Linked DNA regions of Homo sapiens: region 1 is linked to region 2. A link is an interaction called in ENCODE POLR2A ChIA-PET data of the cell type or tissue named here. Cell type or tissue: GM12878. All regions are shown on one strand.

Region 1 (2,500 bases), 880 kb after region 2:
AGAAAGCCCCTAGAGCCTGCACTCTTAGCCACTCTGTTAAAGGAGCTCTTCTTTTTGAGTCAGACAGACAGCAGGAAGCGCCCGCTGTACAGATTGTCAAGTGCATAGTGCTTGGAGGCATTTGAAGGAAGTAAAAGGCTCTATTTTTTTCCCCAGAGAAACTGTTTTAATTTACCTTTCTGAGTTGTAGAGAAAAATACTCGCGTAGCTCTGCTCTTATTTATGTATTTTCAATAAAACAAACTTGTGTATTTGGGTTTTAGTTTAACAGGTCATTGGCCCACATGTAAAGCTGATTTGTTAGGAGTCATTACCTAGAAAATAAAATTCTGAAATAAAGATCAAGTATTCCTGAAACTAACGTTTTGTTTATAGACCTTTGCAAGTATACATGTAGACTTTTTGAGAATTTGAGAAGGGTTTTTGAGACAGAGTCTGGGTCTGTCACCCAGGCTGGAGTGCAGTGGTGCGATCACCACTCACTGCAAGCTCCACCTCCCGGTTCAAGCAGTTCTCCTGCCTCAGCCTCCCGAGTAGCTGGGATTATGGGCACCTGCCACCACACCTGGCTAATTTTTGTGTTTTTAGTAGAGATGGGGTTTTACCATGTTGGCAAGGCTGGTCTCAAACTCCTAGCCTCAGGTGATCCGCCTGCCTCGGCCTCTCAAAGTGTTGGGATTACAGGCGTGAGCCACCCCATTTGGCTGAGGACTTCTTTTATAAATGAAGATGTGGCTGTGATTTTGCAGGCACATATATACCTTTAGGTGTTTTCAGTTACTTTCATATGTGCTTATCAGCAATTTGATTCCATATTTGATTTATAACCCTGCAGGTGTACAAAACTAATATTATAACTAGATTCTCTGTTTTATAGTAAGCTTATCAAAAATCAAGGCATAGTGAGAATTAAAACATCAGTTTATTTTTGGAAGAATGATTTTATTTTCATCCTGACTTTTTTTTTTTTTTTTTTTTGAGACAGAGTCTCGCTTTGTCGCCCAGGCTGGAGTGCATTGGCGTGATCTTGGCTCACTGCAAGCTCCACCTCCTCGGTTCACACCATTCTCCTGCCTCAGCCTCCCGAGTAGCTGTGACTACAGGCGTCTACCACCACGCCCGGCTAATTTTTTTATTTTTTAGTACAGACAGGGTTTTACCGTGTTAGTCAGGATGGTCTCGATCTCCTGACCTCGTGGTCCGCTTGCCTCGGCCTCCCAAAGTGCTGGGATTACAGGCGTGAGCCACCGCGCCCGGCCTCATCCTGACATTCTTTATGTGTAAGGTGCTAAGGTGGTAGCATACTGCTAAAACTAGATTAGTAGTACTTAATCTAGAGGGATCTTTTCAATAATTCCATACATTAAACAATTTACTGTCTCCATTACAAGGTGTACCATTGACTTAATACTGGTTTTTTGGGGAGGGAGTGAGTTTGAGAAACACTAGGACGTTAAAAACTGCTATGTTGATTGTAGGATATCTGGATTTCAGAAACGTTAGCACATGCTTGTGCAGGGGTGGGAGAGGGAGAACCTGTGTCTTAGAAATGAAGAACTATGGTACATTTATGTAGGATATGATATCACATTTTATAATTTGTCTGCTTAAACAATGATTTACAGATCTTTTGAGAAAGAGAGCAAGGAGGTTGGGCCTTTTAGTAAGACAGAAAAATGACCTTCCGTTTAAGACTTAGACAAATTAAATTGGACTTTGAAAGTGGTTTACCCTTTTCCTCTCGGGTAAATGTCGGAAGTGAGTGCCCTGGCTGAACATAAGGGAAGGTCCATTGTCAGCACCCTGAAAGCCTGTTTGAAATGTCATCAACTTGGAGCATTCATTGGCAGCGACTATCAACAGCCCATTTTAAAAGGATGCCTTGGGTAGAATGGAAATTACAGTGGCCAGCCGTTAATCCTTTTTAATAAGGGCAACTGTTGAGGAGAATTATGTTGTAAGAATGAATGAAATTTGGGAGCAACTCTAGTCCCCATGTTCTGTCGTGACTGTCAACACCAAATGTACTTTCATTTTTGCAACTGCCTAAGGATTTTCCATTTAACAAACTTACATGACAAATGGGAAAGCAGTGGCATTCCCTGAGAGTCCAAAATCTGGTTTGGCTCTGCCGTTAGCACATTTGCCTGCAGGGATTGATGTATCTGATTGAAGAATGTTGAGTTCAGCCAAGAGTTAAGGTTAAGGTCCTTCTATTTGTTTTGGGTCAGTTCCTACAGGTAGAGAATTTGAAAGCCCTGAAGTGGTTTCATTGCCCCTAGTAGAGATAAATGGCCAAATGTAATAAAAATAGACAGTGCTGTCCTTAATTGTCCTCCCCTTTATATAAAGGACCTGGGAGGTGGATCACCTGAGGTCAGGAGTTTGAGACCAGCGTGGGTGGTGGGCGCCTGTAGTCCCAGCTACTCGGGAGGCTGAGGCAGGGGAATTGCTTGAACCTGGGACATTGAGGTTGCAGTGAGCAGAGATCGTGCCACTG
Region 2 (2,500 bases):
GAGTGTTTGTGAACGAAGGGAGGGTCCAGTTCTCTAAAGCTGTGCTGGTGAACTACCACTGCATAGGGTGGCCCTCTGCTGACCCTAGAGCAAGCTGGAGGTGAGACGAGTTTGTCAGGACATCCCAGATTCTTTCTTCTGTACTCTTTCCTCTTCTCTGTTTTCCACCAATCCAATCAAAGGCAGTGCTGATGTAGTCAGCACAACTCCTGGGATGCAGGTGCCTGGGGCTGCAATTCTGTTCTGACACTGACTGTGGACATTCTGGTTCTGGGCAGCCACTTGAGGTAACAATAATGATACACAGTTCCTGCTTTTAAGAGGTTCATGATGAGGAGCTTCACTGCTCCCCTGTTGCTTTATGACAGGATGAGGATTCAGACTAAATGACCACTTCCCTCTTTTCTCACTCTCAAGTTTTATGATTTCTTTCAAGTTTATTTGGGATTTTTTTTTTTTGGTCTGTGCCTTTTGTTAATATATTCTACATGCATTTTGCTTCTAGGCATATTGATATTCACAAAGTTTACCACTGACAGTTGTAGTCTGAGAGTGTACAGAAAAAAACGTAGTTGACCACTCTATGATTATTCTGGACTCTGTGACTCTCTTAATGCAAGCCAAGACCACATTAGCCTTTTTGGCAGTCTTATTACTTTGTGGCTTTTGTTGGGTTTGCAGTCATCCAGAATTTCTAAGAACAATATTTGGAAGGTGGCTTTGCAGAGACTTGAGCCACTGAACTTCTCTTGTCATGTGCTTCCTTTACTTCACTCCTTTCTTTAATATATGCCTGGCATTGGGCCCAGAATCCATAATACGATATTCATAATAAATACCAACATCTTTTGAGCACTCCCTATGTGTCGGGTGTTACACTAAGTGCTTTACAGGTATTGTTTCATTTAATCCCCACAGCAACTTTCTTCCCCTTTTTCTGGAGACAGAGTCTCCCTCTGTCGCCCAGGCTGGAGTGCAGTGGCACAATCTTGGCTCACTACAATCTCCACCTCTTGGGTTCAAGTAATTCTCATGCCTCAGCCTTCTGAGTAGCTGGGATTACAGGTGTGTGCCACCATGTCCAGCTAATTTTTGTGTTTTTAGTAGAGACAGGGTTTCACCATGTTGGCCAGGCTGGTCTCAAACTCCTGGCCTCAAGTGATCCGCCTGCCTTGGCCTCCAAAGTGCTGGGATTACAGGCATGAGCCACCACACCCGGCCCCCACATCAGCTTTCTAATCTAGGTGTTAATAATTCCCATTTTACAGATGAGAAAACAATATGGAGCAAGCTAAGTCATTTGAGCAAAGTTATATAGTAGCAGGTGGTTGAGGCAGGACTAGAATCTAGGCAATCTAGTAGCACAGCCCAGGCTCTTAACCTTGAAATGCACCTTAAGGCATTTTATAAATTTGTCTTACTTTCCTTAATTTTTCCCCTCTCCCCTACCCCCCAGTACATGCATAATTGCTTTAAATATTATTACTTGTCCTGTCTTTCAAGCTGGCTTAATAGAACATACGACGTAGAGATCAAAAGTTACAGAGTACTAAAGCCGTAGAATAAGAGTTTCTTTATTCATTAATTCATCCTTTAATTCCTGATTGACTCAGTTCCTGAGGTATTACACTGAGCGTGTGGATAGAGAGAGGAAAAAGACCTAGCATTCTGCCTTTGAGGAGTTCACAAAGTCATATGGTAAATGGTGGGCCTGAGATTCTTGTCCCGCAGCAAATTCTGTCATTCTTTGTAGATCATGGGGAAAACTTTGCATTTTGCTCTAAGTGTGCTGAGTTCAGAGTGTAACATCTACTTTGCTCCGCCATAGCCTTTAAAACAGGATTCATCTCTGAGCCTCAGCACCAGTACATCTCTGGGAATCTACCTGGCCTTCTTCATTATGTCCTGCTTCCCTGACCTACATTTTTTTCCTTTTTCAGATTGATTTGTTGTTCAAAAGGCCGGTGCCCCTGGAATGAGGACCTACAAGCTTACTTTTATACTAGAAAATAAAAGACTAGAAGAATCAAGCCTTTGCTCAGATCATACTTTGTGAGGTGGGCAAGAGTAGAAAGCCGAACACTTGAACGTGAGAGCGAGGAGGGAGCCACAGATGAAGGTTGAGGACAGAGAAAGGGAAGCTGGAGGGCTCTAAACTTGCAGAGGCCTGACCTGGCACTTCATCTGTCGCCTCTGAAAACAGCTCTGCTCTTGCTCTTGCTCTATTCTCATCCAAGTACTAGGCGATCCTCCTTTTATCACTTCCCAGTTTCTTCCTTTAGTTTCCTCTAAGGTCATTCCTCCTTTGCACTGGATTTACTTTGGAGTAACAGTTGTTGGTGGGAGGTTCTGATTCTGCAGAGAGAGAAACTGAGGCATGGGATAGAGAACAGCCATCTGTACTTTGTCCTGTAAGTCATTAGAGACTGGCAGAGCCTTGTCATAGATCCCGTGGTTTGCTGTAAGCCACAGGTGGCCCTCATACCCTCATAGGAATAGG

The links. ChIA-PET counts read pairs that join two places held together with the same protein. Peaks named below come from ENCODE experiments on the same cell type or tissue, not always from the same donor. Only the 100,000 strongest peaks of a DNase experiment are listed, where the experiment ranks them.
Region 1: POLR2A ChIA-PET joins it to region 2 with 7 read pairs; 1 of 35 experiments calls an interaction of 5 or more read pairs at or near these places.

The regions. Positions count from the first base shown.
Region 1 is chr7:70,723,486-70,725,985 of GRCh38, forward strand. The region is part of intron 6 of AUTS2 (activator of transcription and developmental regulator AUTS2); the gene reads left to right. Among named protein-coding and RNA genes, the nearest start is that of GALNT17, 410 kb to the right of the region's middle. RefSeq lists an enhancer at 1,430-2,121. In GM12878, no CTCF peak of the experiment used is centred here; no DNase peak of the experiment used is centred here; H3K4me3 peaks cover 378 bases; H3K27ac peaks cover 1,287 bases.
Region 2 is chr7:69,845,652-69,848,151 of GRCh38, forward strand. The region is part of intron 1 of AUTS2 (activator of transcription and developmental regulator AUTS2); the gene reads left to right. Among named protein-coding and RNA genes, the nearest start is that of AUTS2, 250 kb to the left of the region's middle. In GM12878, no CTCF peak of the experiment used is centred here; no DNase peak of the experiment used is centred here; H3K27ac peaks cover 53 bases.